Linked DNA regions of Mus musculus: region 1 is linked to region 2. The links are chromatin contacts, found by Hi-C or POLR2A ChIA-PET in ENCODE. All regions are on one chromosome and are shown on one strand. The core of a region is the stretch at or near the end of the contact, and the rest is flanking DNA. Distances in the headings are between cores, read along the strand shown. Region 1 holds the start of Cdk7 (cyclin-dependent kinase 7). Region 2 holds the start of Rad17 (RAD17 checkpoint clamp loader component).

The links. A loop is a pair of places that touch in the nucleus more often than their neighbours do. ChIA-PET counts read pairs that join two places held with the same protein, here RNA polymerase II (POLR2A).
Region 1: a loop to region 2 is called in a map of left cerebral cortex, with 4 times the contacts of the local background. The contact joins the promoter of Cdk7 here to the promoter of Rad17 in region 2. A Hi-C loop is called at or near these places in 8 of 37 maps with a recorded cell type or tissue (gastrocnemius, heart and left cerebral cortex). POLR2A ChIA-PET finds 5 or more read pairs at or near these places in 4 of 5 experiments (Patski and embryonic stem cell).

Annotation. Positions count from the first base shown.
Region 1 is chr13:100,726,601-100,733,951 of GRCm38, forward strand. Cdk7 (cyclin-dependent kinase 7) reads right to left here and starts at 4,342. Exons shown (of 12, transcript NM_009874.3): 1 at 4,174-4,342; 2 at 3,858-3,917. The coding sequence starts at 4,239.
Region 2 is chr13:100,648,026-100,655,587 of GRCm38, forward strand. It overlaps Rad17 (RAD17 checkpoint clamp loader component), which reads right to left and starts at 3,036. Exons shown (of 17, transcript NM_001044371.2): 1 at 2,925-3,036; 2 at 1,653-1,756. The coding sequence starts at 1,694. It overlaps Ak6 (adenylate kinase 6), which reads left to right and starts at 3,318. Exons shown (of 5, transcript NM_027592.3): 1 at 3,318-3,420; 2 at 6,166-6,258. The coding sequence starts at 3,393. Taf9 (TATA-box binding protein associated factor 9) reads left to right here and starts at 3,318. Exons shown (of 3, transcript NM_027139.5): 1 at 3,318-3,420; 2 at 6,166-6,258; 3 at 7,009-7,562. The coding sequence starts at 7,026.

The DNA.
Region 1 (7,351 bases), core at 3,092-5,591, 80 kb after region 2:
ATATTTATTGCCAGGCGTGGTGGCGCACGCCTTTGATCCCAGCACTTGGGAGGCAGAGGCAGGTGGATCTCTGAGTTCAAGGCCAGCCTGGTCTACAGAGTGAGTTCCAGGACAGCCAGGGCTACACAGAGAAACCCTGTCTCGAAAAACCGAAAAGAAAAACAAAAAAAAAATAACCAAACAAACAAACAAACAAAAAACAATATTTATTTTATGTGTGGGGGTGTTATGCCTGCATAAATATCTGTGGATCACATCTACACCTTGTGCCTGTGGAGGGCAGAGGATGTCAGATCACCTGGAACAAACACTTGTTAGCCACCACATGAGTTCTGGAAACCAAACTTGGGTTTCTACAAAAGCAGTTACTGCTCTTAACTGCTAAGTTACATAAGCCATACTTCAAGAAGCCCAAGTTATAGTAAATTCAAAAGCAGTTTAATTGTTCTTTTTTTTTTTTATCAAATTAAAGAGGGTGTTAACAAGTGAGTATTAGTAGAAACTATGAATGTTGGAAACAGAAGGTTCACAGCACCAAATCCTCAAATGTTCACAGAACAAAGTATAAGTGATGTCTAAGTTGGGAAACAGAAGTCCCACAAACCAGCCACTCCAAATGTCCTGGACATAAAGTTCAGTTAAAGAAATTGAAAAGCCAAAACAAAAGAAAATATAGCATATTAAAAGCTTTTGCTTAATAATTTTTTTTTGGTTTTATTTTTTTGTTTTTCGAGACAGGGTTTCTCTGTGTAGCTCTGGCTGTCCTGGAACTCAATCTGTAGACAAGGCTGGCCTTGAACTCAGAAATCCACCTGCCTCTGCCTCCCAAGTGCTGGGATCAAAGGTGTGCGCCACCACTGCCAGGCGAATTCTTAATCCTAATGTTAAAAGCAAGCAAGAAAACCCACTTGTATCTACAATTACAAAACCCAATATGTCAACCATATGAAAAGATTTTATTAGTCAACTCAAGGTTTTCTTTGATTCAGATACCAGTGTAGTATGTTTTTTCTCAACTTCTAGACTCAGATGACCCTCCTACCTGTCTCTGAGAATATACTCCACTGTATCCAGCTAAGTCAGGACACACCTGACTCAATGGTGAAGAGCACACTGACTGCTCTTCCAGAGGATCTAGGTTTGATTCTCAGTGACCATATAAGAGCTCACAACCATCTGTAACACCTGCCCCAGGGAATAAAACATTCTTTTGGCTTCTATACATAGCTGTACAGACAGACATGCTGGCAAACACCCACACACATAATAAACACATGCCTACAGATGTGGCCATCACAGCCCCAGGAATGTTAGTAGACTCTTGTGGACAGTGCACTCAGACGGAAGGATGTCAGAGCCTGGCAGTGGCATGAAGATGATATAGAGTAAAGAGCTGCAAAGAACAGGGAAGCAGTGGGCAACACTTGTTTTGGTGTATTTAAAAGGCCCCTCTAGGTGGAGAGGCATCTGAGTGAAATAGAATTCAACTACACCAAGTTCTGGAGACAAAACAGGGCAACCAGAAGAAAGAGAAAATACAACAATCCTGGGACTAGAACAAATCTAACACGTTCTAGGAATAGAAAGGTGAGCGTGGCTGGGATGGTGAGCCAGAAGTAGACCTGGTGATAACAAAGACAGCAGCAGAGAGAAGAGGGGAGGATGGGAGCGGCTCACACCAGGAATACCATCGTTGAGAGGCTGGAACTGATAGGAGTTTGCCTGGGCTACAGAGTTCCTGTCTCAAGAAAAAGGAAACTGCCTGGTGTTTTGTCGTTTCTTCTGGTGTTTGGATATAATTCTGGTGCTTGTTTTCCACAACAGCAGGCTTCACATGTGCTAGGCAAAGGCTCCACCACTAAGCCTAGGCCTTGTTTGTTTGTTTTTTTTGTCTTGTTTTATTTATTTATTTATTTATTTATTTATTTTGAGACAGGGTTTCTCTGTGCAGCCCTGGCTGTCCTGGAACTCACTCTGTAGACCAGGCTGGCCTCGAACTCAGAAATCCGCCTGCTTCTGCCTCCCAAGTGCTGGGATTAAAGGTGTGTGCCACCAGTGCCCGACATTTTTGTTTGTTTGTTTGTTTTCTGTAGCTGTCTTCAGACACCAGGAGAGGGCACTGGATCTCATTACAGATGGTTGTGAGCCACCATGTGGTTGCTGGGAATTGAACAATGATCCTCTGGAAGAACAAGCAGCTGAGCCATCTCTCCAGCCTTTTACTTTCTATTTTGAGACGGGGTGGGGTCTTACTAAATTGCCTGTGCTAGCCTTGAAACTTACTCTTTAGCTCAAGAAGGTCCTGAACTTTATGTATATATGTCTTTAAGGGTGCACAAATGTAGGTGTAGGTATGTATGTTTGTGTGTGTGCACATGCAGGTTAGAGGCCAACTCAGATGTTTTTCCTCAGACACTGTCCACCTTGTTTCTGTGAGAAAGTGTCTCTCACGGGCATCTACCACGTAGGAAATGCTACATGGAGGCAGCCTCTGGGATTTGTCTATCTATCTCTACCTCCCCAGTTCTGGAAAATGCTACCATTTGATTCTCTTGCTTCAGCCTTTGGAGTCGCTGGGCTTACAGAAATAGGCCACCACGCCCAGCCAAGGCACTTGCTACCAAGCAAGGTCTCAGTCCCTGGAACCTACAAGGCATAGAGAGAGGCTCTCTCTGCAGTTGTCCTGGATCCTGCATATGCCCTGTGGCACACAAGCGCCCCCACCTGAAAATATTAATACAAAAATAATGTCTTAAAATAAAACAATGATAGTAACAGAATCACTGAAAAGACAGCAAGCCAAATACTAAATGAATGAAAAGGGGAGGCTGCCAGATGCGAGTGTAATTCTCCATACTTCAAAGGAATTGTGAGATTACAAAGGAAACAACAGATTCAAAGAAGCACAGAAATACAGAGCTCAACCACAACAGGCCCTGAGTTCTATTCGGAGTCGCAGAGTCACCATGAGCTGGCTATAGATGTCAGCAGAGGAACGAAGCTCAACCAACTGCTCTGTTCTAATGCCTCCACATTCCTAGCTGTGCGACCCTCAAGTCATCTAACTAGCCTCAGGTACCTCAAAGGGGAGGCAAAGACACTTTACCTATTTCACGGACTATTTGGAGGTTAAGTGGGGGAAGAAAAAAAAAATAGTCAAAAGTGTTTGGCACACAGGAAATTATATCAGGGTGTTGTTAATGAATTTAAGTTTTAAGAATACTTAAATCTTTCTAGAAATTACACTATTATCAGTATTGCTGATGCCAATGAAAACCTTCGTGTATAGATAACACACCTTTAACAACCTTTGACATGGAAAGACCATGCCATCCAAAAGGACTGAAGAGACGCTGTCCTTGCCTCCATAGCCAACAACCAACTTTTAGGGGATGAAACGTTTTAACTTGAACAAAAACTGTTTCAGCCCGAGTTCCATCTTGAAACACAGGATACTAATAAATACTACTGTCTATAGAGTTCTTGTAACTCCTTCAATCAGTGTGACTGTGAGCAGTAAGATGAAGCCGAAGGTAGCCCATGTCTGTAATGCCCGGCACTCGGGAGGCAGAGGCAGAAGGATTTCCACGAGTTGGGAGACCAATCTGGACTCCATAGCAAGACTATCTCACAGACAGCCATCCATCAACTGTTAATGCACGGGCATTTACTCTCTAAGAGTTGCCTGGCGTGGTGGAGTACGCCTGCAAACCTGCAAACCCCCCAAACCCCCAAACACAAAGCAGAAGGGTTAAGGCTCGCAGCAAGTTCTAAATAGCGAGGTCCGTGCCAGCAAGGGCTACGTGGCAAGCAAGACGCAAAGACTGGAGAGGAAACAACATAAAAAGGCAACTCACTTTCTTAATGGCGACGATTTGGTTGGTGTTCTTGTCCCTGGCCTTATAGACCGTCGCAAACTAGAAAGGGGAACAGTAACAAAGTCGTAAGAGGTCTTTCTTTACCTGCTGGTTGGTTTTTGGCCCTTCCCCACCTCCCCCTTTTAAGAACAAAGAAGCCCTGATTCTGGAGGGGACTGGCCACGGCCTGCTACGTGGTCTGGAGGCCTCTTCTTCAGCAGGGAAGAAGCAATTCAGGGATGGTGACAAGGGGACCGAGCAGCCGGCGGTGGCCAGGCTGTGCCTGCCTGCGCGAGAACTCAGCCCCAGGCCTCACCTGTCCCTCTCCGAGGAAGTCCAGTTTCTCATAGCGCTTCGCTCGAGACTTCACGTCCACAGCCATGCGAGTGAGAAACCAGACCCGGGCACCCAAGCTAAGCCCTCCACCCCGCAGGAATTTAAAGCGTCCGAAAGCTGCCCAACAGCTACTTCCGGTCGCTGGACGCACACGACCTACGGGTCCCGCCCATACTTCCGCTGTGGGCGGGGCCAGTCCTACGGAAGCTGAGTTGGGCCGCGAACCCTGCCCTTCCCCGCTGCCACGTGCACACAGTACCCGGAAGCTGTGCTGTCCTAGACTGCAGTCAGTGTCCATTTGTTACTGGATTTTGTCTTTAACGTGGATTTTTTTTTTGCTTCCAAAGATGATAGGCCAGGGTTCTGACGTGGTATTTCTAAGTTCGGAATGTAGCAGAAGTGTAAGGGCTTGCCCTTGCAGCTGTCTTGCTTTGCGTTACTGTGTCGCCTGAGTCTCTATGGACACCAAACCCCTCCATTTGTTTTGTTTTGTTTTTCTTTTTGTGCATGTTTTTTTCCTCCCCCCCCCCCCCACTAATTTATTGACTTATTCTCTTTACATCCTGATCTCTGCCCCACTTCCTCCAATCGGGTACCCCTCCCCGTCCCACCCTCAAGTTCTTAAAGGCTGATTTATGAAGAAACAGGCCCAGGAAATCAAAACCAAGTCCTACTGAATGCTATAGAATGAGCCTTTGGTCTTATAAAAATTTGAAACTAATGATTTAAGAAAAACATACAGGGGCTGGTGAGATGGCTCAGCAGATAAAAGCACTGACTGCTCTTTGGAAGGTCCTGAGTTCAAATCCCAGCAACCACATGGTGGCTCACAAACACCTGGAATGAGATTTGACGCCCTCTTCTGGTGCATCTGAAGACAGTTACAGTGTAACTAGTTATAATAAAAAATAAATCTTAAAAAAGAAAAAGAAAAACATACAGAGCCTTTACACATAGTAACAGTGTTTGCTATGTAATTAATGATTTCACTTTAAGCCTAGCTGTCAATTACTGGCTCCAGCAATGGTTTCCTTTTGAGTCATATCTTTGTTTCCAGTTTGCAGGGTAGAGGGTGGTTTTGTTGAGGCCTCAATTCCCTGGTGGATTTAAGAATTGATCTTCGGGCTGGTGAGATGGCTCAGTGGGTAAGAGCGCCCGACTGCTCTTCCGAAGGTCCAGAGTTCAAATCCCAGCAACCACATGGTGGCTCACAACCATCCGTAATGAGATCTGACTCCCTCTTCTGGAGTGTCTGAAGACAGCTACAGTGTACTTACATATAATCAATAAATAAATCTTTTAAAAAAAAAAAAGGAAAAAAAAAAAAAGAATTGATCTTCGGCTGGGCAGTGGACTGGGAGGCATAGGCAGGCTGATTTCTGAGTTCCAGGCCAGCCTGGTCTACAGAGTGAGTTCCAGGACAGCCAGGGTTACACAGAGAAACCCTGTCTTGAAAAACCAAAAAAAAGAGTTGATCCAAGGGCTAGAGAGATGGCTCAACATATAAGAGCACTGACTGCATATTCCAAAGGTCCTGAGTTTAATTCCCAGCAACCATATGGTGGCTTATAAGATCTAGTGTCCTGTCATGCAGGCATACGTGCAAATAGAGGACTCCTGATCTCCAAGCCCCTTAATACTTTTGTTAATAAAATTTAAGAGATCCATGCAAGGTTCACCATATCAAACCAAAATTGGGGGCATAATGAAGTTTTGCATTAGACAGAAACTAATCTGACTTTCCAAGGAACTAGCAGCCAGTTCTCCCAAGCTGGCCAGTTTTAGGTAACATAAAGAAGTACTTTAACCCATATGAAAAAGTAAAGTAAGCGTAATTAAGCAATCGGATTCTCCCTCTACTGTTTCCTGTTCTTGTTCCATCCCTACACATCCCTGTCCTGCCAGGCATGGCAGTGCACTTCAGCACTGGAAACACAGGCAGGAACCTTGCAATTTCCAGGAAAGCCTGGCCTACAGTCACACACACACACACACACACACACACACACACACACACACACACACAATCTGTTATTGGTCATTGGGAGTTTTTTCTATAATCCTGGGTTGATTAATACTCAATTCATAAATCACAAAATTCTACAACTACATAACTAACCAGGTTATAATCAGAATCCTACATGCTACAATAAACATGTAGTTAGACTCCACAGTGCTGGGCTGGTGAAATGGCTCAGCGGGTAAGAGCACTGACAGCTCTTCAGAAGGTCCCGAGTTCAAATCCCAGCAACCACATGGTGGTTCACAACCACCATAATGAGATCTGACACTCTCTTCTGGTGCATCTGAAGACAGCTACAGTGTACTTACTTATACTAAATCTTAAAAAAAAAAAAAAAAACCCACCTCATTTAAGATGCAAACATGCCTTTAGTCCCAGCACTAGTGAGGCACAGGCAGGCAAATCTCTGTGAGCTTGAGGCCAGCCTGATTTATTCAGTAAACTTCAGGCCAGTCAGGAATACAAAGAAAGACCTTGTCTCAAAATAACTAAAAATTTTTTAACAAATATGTATTGATTCCTATATGTCAAACATTATTGTAGATCTAAAAATACCTTTTAACAAAATATCCCACTGTAGTGTAAGATAAAAATATAGGTCCAGACCATCTAAGTCTACATAGTGAGATCCTGTCTCAGAAAAAAGTTAAACATGAGGCATGATGGTAACTCTAAGAGGGACTGAGACGAAGACGGTGTTTTGCAGTTTTAAATAGGCCAGTGCAAGAAAGATACCACTGGACGTCCACTAAACATTAAAAATAGAATCAGATTAAAGTTTTATTATATTTATTGTGATTATGGTGGAGGTACCACAGTGACATTTTAAGTCAGGTCTTCAGGCTTGATGGTAATAGTTTCATCTCTCTGGCCCCAGATAATATTTTAAAAGGTTTCCTTTGGCTGCTAAGAGACCACACTATAGATAGAAGGGCAAGGAAAAGCAAGGCCTGTTGATATTGTGGTAAAACAGATGGCTTCACCAGATTGTTACCAATTTTGACCCCTAGCACATAAAAATCCACTAACAGGCTGACTCCAAAGTTCTGAGTTGGAGTAGCTGTCAATATGGCTATTTTTCTTTCTTTGCAACTGATATTTCTAAAAATAGAAATCTTAAGTGATATGTTGGAGA
Region 2 (7,562 bases), core at 1,786-4,285:
TCTAACTCCAGCATTTGAGAGGAGAGCAGCAGGTTTGAAAATACACTGGCCCACATGAGAACCTGACTCAAAAACTTAAAATCAAACAAACAAAAGTTTAAAAATGGATTTTTTTTAATGTGCACTGTGTTTCGCCTGCAATGTATATCTGCACGAGATGTGTCAGACCCACTGGAACTGGACTTACAGTTATAAGTTGCCATGTGGGTCTAGGAATTGAACCTTGGTCCTCTGGAAGAGCTCTTAACTGCTGAGCAATCTCTCCAGCACCCTAAGAGTGGATTTTAATACTCTATTACGTTAGAAAAATCTAACATATCACGTGGTTTTCGAAATTTCCTGCCTAACTAATGGGGAAACAAGAATACACTCTCTTAAAGGATCCTCTGCTTCCGTTAGCAACATGGTTTAGCAATAGAATGCTCATCTGACGTCGCTACGCCCTGGCTTCAGTCTCGATGTCTGAGATGGAAGAGGAGGGAGATCAGAAAAGGAGGGAACTTATAGTTGTGAACTCCTTGTTAGATAATATTCCTCTCACAGACAGACTCCAAAACTGAAATTGAGAATAAGGCTTATGGGAAGAAATGTGGACTGATAACTATTTTATCAATCTAATCCACACGTCACCCTTTGGTCAAAGGGTCAAAAATATTATCAGAAGTAGAAGAAAGAAGATGTACAGAAAGAAAAAAATGTTGTCATAGCCACCTGACTCATTTCTTCTATGTCAAAGGATTGACAATGATACTATAATCATTTTCTTCCTGCTATATTTAAAAGTGCATGAAAATAGTTTTATACTAAACCTTCTGAAGACAATATTGATTTGTATGTTATTTATACACGTTGTACTTTTATTTCTTACTTCCATCTACCGTGAGAAAGAAAAACAGCAAAGTTATATAATTTACTTGAAATCAGAAAAAAAGGGCTGGTGAGATGGCTCAGTGGGTTAGAGCACCCGACTGCTCTTCCAGAGGTCCGGAGTTCAAATCCCAGCAACCACATGGTGGCTCACAACCATCTGTAACAAGCTCTGATGCCCTCTTCTGGGGTATCTGAAGACAGCTACAGTGTACTTACATATAATAAATAAATAAATCTTTAAAAAAAAAAAAAAAAGAAATCAGAAAAAAAATTAGAGTTCCCTTAGGGAAACGGCTCCCAGTTCTCTTGCATGAGTCTACACTTCCTCACAATTCCTATCTTGCTGAAAAAGGACACACTGACTGAACATCAGGTAGAGCCTGTGGTTAAGCTAGCCAACAACCACATATGTATCTCTTAAGAGTAACTGGAATTACAAATGCTTTTTCAAAACTGGGCGTAGTGGTTCAAGCCCTTAATCCCAGCACTCAGAAGACAGAGGCCAGCCAGATCTAAAATTGAGTTCCAAGATATCCAAGTCTACAAAAAGAAACTGTTTTGAAAAAGTAAAAGAGAGAAGAAAAGAAAATTAAAGAAAAGAAAAAAAGGAGGCTTTTCATAATTATGGTTATAGTTGTTTTGCAGCTTACCAGACTTCAGATCACTGATTGTAACAGACACTGGACTATCACTACTTTGACAGGCATAAAGCACTGAGAACAAACAAACTTTTCTCATTTTCTTTAGGCAATCACCACATGACCATTTTATGTATATCATACCTTTGTGGAAGACACCTTTGGTCTAAGGAAAGTTTCTGACATTATAAACTTTAACAGTTCCCATCAGTAGCATACAATTTAGAGTATGTTGAAGTATAATTCACCTTGGGGAAAAAAGAAAAACAGCTCAAATTATTTAAAAAAAAACTGTAAATACAGGATTAATACCAAAATACATAATCAACCAAGAAATAAGGGCTCAAATAAAGATGTTAAAATCTTAAAGTAAATTTTAAATGATTACAATTTAATCAGATAATCTATCTATGATGGTATAATATAAATAAAAGCTGTTCATAAAAACTCAATGATGGGGCTGGAGAGATGGCTCAGCGGTTAAGAACACTCACTGACTGCTCTTCCGAAGGTTCTGAGTTCAAATCCCAGCAACCACATGGTGGCTCACAACCATCTGTAACAAGATCTGACACCCTCTTCTGGAGTGTCTAAAGACAGCTACAGTGTACTTACATATAATAAATAAATAAATCTTAAAAAAAAAAACTCAACGATGAATGAAACAGAAAAACCATATATTTGTGCACTTACCTTTTATTATAAAGAAAAACTAATCCCATATAAACATTTTTATTTTTATGCTGAAAATTGTATTTCATGTCATGCTACCAAGTACTGTGGATTTACAATTTAAGGGGGAAAAAATGAAATGAGACTCATTAGTCACTTTGGATAAATGTATATATTGGAAGGTGCACCCATCTATTTTAGAGTTGTAGGTACACACAAGCCCACACGCTGAAAACTTTGGCACCCAATAAAACAAATCATCTTCTCCTATCTAATTTAGGATTATGGCCTGACCTTTCAAAGGGACACAAAAACGTCTGCTTAAGAAATTATAGTTGTCGAAATGAAAGATGCTCAATGATCAGGGCTCTTTGAAAACAAGACTGACAGTCACCTCCTTCGATAAACAAACAACCGTCTCTGATGATATCAGGCTCGGGAAACGCGCCGGAGATAACGAGAACTTCAACACTACCCCTAGCCTATCCACCTCCACCTCACACACTGCACAGGGGACAGGGACACAAAGCTCACACGTCAGTCCTTAGGTGTTTCTGCAATCACCAGTGAGCGGAGCTGACACCTCGCACCATGGCTCCAGGCCAGGGCTCCTCACCTACATCCTACACCAGTCCAGACTGGAGGGCGGGCCGGGAAGGACACAGCCCAGGTATGCGTGAAGACACAGCTGACCTCACGCCTCTGGGATATTAATAAATCAAGCGGAAGCCGCGGCGTCCTTACTTTCCGGGAGCTGCGTCCCCTCGCGGGCGGAAAAAAGCGGAGAACCGGGGCTGTACTTCGCCACCCAGCCCTCCCGGCTCAGCCGCAGGCTGTTGGAGGGCCCGCCTCCTGGGGACCTTCCTCACGGACGGCGCTTCCGCGACGCAGCCAGAGGGGAGGGGCCGGCAAGCGAGCAAGGGACGTAGGCGTCCAGCGCACTGCCTGACCCGAAACGCAGGCGGGTCTCGGGGCCCGGCTTCCCACCATTAGATGGAAGCGTAGGACCCGAGGCCAGCGGAGTTCCTGGTGCGTGCCGAGGTAGGGTCTGAGTGCGTGCGAGCCCGGCGGAGGGCCTCGAGGGAACCTAGCCGCGTACAGGCGCACGAGACCGCCCCTCCGCACGCACGCCCGCCCTTTCCGGTTCCTCCCTGGCAAGCGCGTCGGGGCGGGCGCGTGAGCGGAGGCTTTGGCTGCAGGGGAAGGAGGACTATGAAGCTTCCGAATATCCTGCTCACCGGTTAGGGCGCGCAACGGGGTCGGGTCGGGCCGGGCCGGGGTTTGCCGAGGGCTGTGAGGTCCCGGGGGCGCTCCGCAGGCCGCGCGGCGTGCCGTGTCGGCTGGCGCGTCAGGACCCGGCGCTCGCGACCGTTGGGGTGGGGGGCGGGGGAAGCGGCGGAGGCGGCGGTTCGGTTGGTCAGACGCCGCGCCGAGGAGAGGGAGAGCGGCAGGCCGGCTCCTGCTCTCCCGCTGCCCCGTCGCTCCGCCGGACGCTTGGCCTTTGTCAATCTGGTATCTTTGCCTGGAGAACGGGCTGCTGAGCCTTTGTCGCGGTCGGGCTTGGGGTTTTTAAAAATCGAGGTGCGGTGAGGCAGTTTTTAGCCGTTAGGAGATGTGGTGATGGTGGGTACCCCAGTCTTTGGGCCTTCTTGGTCGTCACCTTCTTATTTTATTTTTTATTTTTAGATACCCCTTTGCTTTTGAGAAACACTTCCCGAAAGGTTTCTGTAGATGATTTTTGGGATGCTTGTGAAGAGACGTGACTAATGAACTGTTACTTTGTTCGGTTCGCGCCACGGGCTTTGTTGTTGTTTCAGTGTTAAGGTTTCTGAGCGTTTGTGGTGATCTGGAGCTGATCGTGGGTGGGACGTTTCGGAGCTTTAATAAGAAAGGTTAAGTTGTAGCGTTTAGTAGCGTCATAGGCCAGTTGTACAAAGATGGGATGGATATAGATAAAGATGCCATCACTTTACTGAAAAAAGTTCAGCTGCTGTTTTGTCAGGTAACGAATCAGGTGAGGTTGTTGTCTGTCTTAGCTCTGCAGGCTTTAGCTTTGAGATTCCTTAGGAACATTTTACAATATCTGATTTGCATGGCCAGACAGTTTCTTGGGGCTTTCAGATTCTGAAGCCAGTAGGCTGCAGAGAATGCTGTAGATCAGTTGGTAGACTACTCACTAGTAGGCAGGAAGCCCTGGAATCAGGTCCCCAGAACAACATAGACTAGATGGGGTGGCATATGTCTGTTATTCCAATACTAGGGAGGATGAGAAGTCAAAGGCCAACCTAGAACCGTGCCGGTTGGCGGGAGGGGGGAAAGCAGTGGGGAGGGACGGACAAGAGTTACATCATAAGAACTCTGTAGATCTGAATGGGAGTGTTGAATACAGAAAGGGTTCACGAGCGCTGAGTAAGAGTTGGGATTGATGTGTTCTTACAGTGGAAGTATATTTTTTTTGACTATAGAGACATGATTTTTCAGGATTTCTTACAATGTTCAAGTTGACATAAGTTTGAACATTATGCATTTGATTGTCTTAAGGGTATTAGCTATAAGCAGGGCAGTGGTGGCACAAGCCTTTAATCCCAGCACTTGGGAGGCAGAGGCAGGCGGATTTCTGAGTTCGAGGCCAGCCTGGTCTACAGAGTGAGTTCCAGGACAGTCAGGGCTACACAGAGAAACCCTGTCTCGAAAAAAAACAAAAACAGGGGGAAGTGGAGGGTATTAGCTGTAAAAGGAGAAAAGCAAACTATGTATAGTGTCATTTATAAGGGTATCTATGCTGTGTGGATATATACAGTGTGTATGTATACACTTACTTAAATACACACCAAGTATCCCTTAGATACACACAAACACATAGAAAGTTAAGTAAGAAACTGGTTTAAAGTAGCTCCCTCTGGGGAAGGTATTTCTGTTAGGGGAAATGGTAGTAATGGTATTGCTCATACTAAACTTTTTTTCCATTGAATTTTTTTTTTTAAGATTTATTTATTATATGTAAGTACACTGTAGCTGTCTTCAGACACCCCAGAAGAGGGCATCAGATCTTATTAAGGATGGTTGTGAGCCACCATGTGGTTGCTGGGATTTGAACTCACGACCTTTGGAAGAGCAGTTGGTGCTCTCAACTGCTGAGCCATCTCTCCAGCCCCATTGAATGTTTTTTTGGGGGGTGGGGGTTTGTTTGGTTTTTTTGTTTGTTTGTTTGTTTTGGTTTTGGTTTGGTTTGGTTTTGGTTTTTCGAGACAGGGTTTCTCTGTGTAGCCCTGGCTGTCCTGGAACTCACTCTGTAGACCAGGATGGCCTCGAACTCAGAAATCCACCTGCCTCTGCCTCCCCAGTGCTGGGATTAAAGGCGTGCGCCACCATGCCCGGCCCATTGAATGTTTTTTAAGCTTTTTATTAACGCAATAAGTGATAATAGTGTATTTGAGGTGCCTAATTTTTTTGTTTTGTTTTTTTGTTTGTTTGTTTTTTTAAGACCGGGTTTCTCTGTATAGCTCAAGCTGTCTTGGAACTTACTTTGTAGACCAGGCTGGCCTTGAACTCAGAAATCCGCCTGCCTCTGCCTCCCGAGTGCTGTGATTAAAGGCATGGGCCACCACGCCCGGCAAGGTGTCTAATTTTATGCTGGGAATTTTGTTGTTGGCAGGCAGAATTGGCATCAAAATTGCTGCAGTCCTATCCCTGGAGATTAGGATATAGACACTAGTAGACAGTAATTTCTGGAGAATTTTTTGGTTGGTTGGTTTGGTTTGGTTTTGAGATAGGGCTTTCCTATGTGGCCCTGGCTGTCCTGACACTGTGTAGCCTAGTCTGGTCTTGAAGCCCCAGAGACTCTCACCTGCCTCTGCCCCAAGTGCTGGGATTAAAGACGTACACCACCATACCAGGCTTTATATCAGTTAAGAACCTTAAGGGCAGAAGATGGCTGACAAATAAGTAGTATTTGAACAGTATTTTTCTGTGTCTAATCTTACAGGTACACCAGGGGTTGGAAAAACCACACTAGGCAAAGAACTTGCATCAAGATCAGGCCTGAAGTACGTTAACGTGGGAGATCTAGCTCGAGAAGGTAAGGGTCACTTTGATGTTGCGTTTTTGTTTTTAAGTCAGGTAATAGAGTGTTAGTCCTGCTAAGTGTTGCTAGAGGTCCAGAAAGCAGAAGGATCCTGGTAGTAAGCAGTTCTGTTGTGCTAGGGACCTGAGAAAGAAAAAGTGTCACATGTATAGCAGATAGTAGCATCACATGGTTATTTTGGACATTTTCCCTTCCCTAACCCAAAATAACTAGAATTGTTGCAAAGAGTAATAATTAGGAGAGTTTCTGTTAGGAGACTCGATAGATAAGATCTGAATATGAAGAAGAGGGAAAATGCTGTGTTCAGCAGACACAAAGGTTTGAGTGATTTTAAATGACTATACGAGACATACTGATCTCTCAGGAAGGACAGGTTACTGTGAACTCAAACCATTAGAACATGACTATGTTATTTTTTAAAAATCATTTTGACAGTTGCATGCCCAGACTCATTGCATATAAAGTGTGGTAGTTTTACTTATTTTATCCTGTTTTCCCCTAATCTTTTATTATTTAACTTATTTGTGTCATCCTTTTTATAGTCTACATTCAGAGAAGGAATTTAGTATTTAACCAAAGGGAGGTTTAAATATGCTTAATTAGAAAAAAAGGTTGATGTTTTGTATTTTAAATATATTTTTTAAAGTTTTAAAACATTTGAAAATTTTAAATTCCTAGCAGTTGCTACTGAAGTAACTATTTCGGTTTGATCTAATTTCCATATTTTTTTTAAATGACCTAAAGTCTGATCAGCGGATATCATGGAGTCTGGCAAGATGGCGTCTCCCAAGAGCATGCCGAAAGATGCACAGATGATGGCACAAATCCTGAAGGATATGGGGATTACAGAATATGAGCCAAGAGTTATAAATCAGATGCTGGAGTTTGCCTTCCGATATGTGACAACAATTCTAGATGATGCTAAAATTTATTCCAGCCATGCTAAGAAAGCTACTGTTGATGCAGATGACGTACGACTGGCAATCCAGTGCCGTGCTGACCAGTCTTTCACTTCTCCACCCCCGAGAGATTTCTTATTAGATATTGCACGACAAAGAAATCAAACCCCTTTGCCACTGATCAAGCCATATTCAGGTCCTAGATTGCCACCTGATAGGTATTGCTTAACTGCCCCAAACTATAGGCTTAAGTCTTTACAGAAAAAGGCACCTGCTCCTGCAGGAAGAATAACAGTTCCAAGGTTAAGTGTTGGTTCAGTTTCTAGTAGACCAAGTACTCCCACCCTAGGTACACCGACTCCACAAACCATGTCTGTTTCAACTAAAGTAGGCACCCCA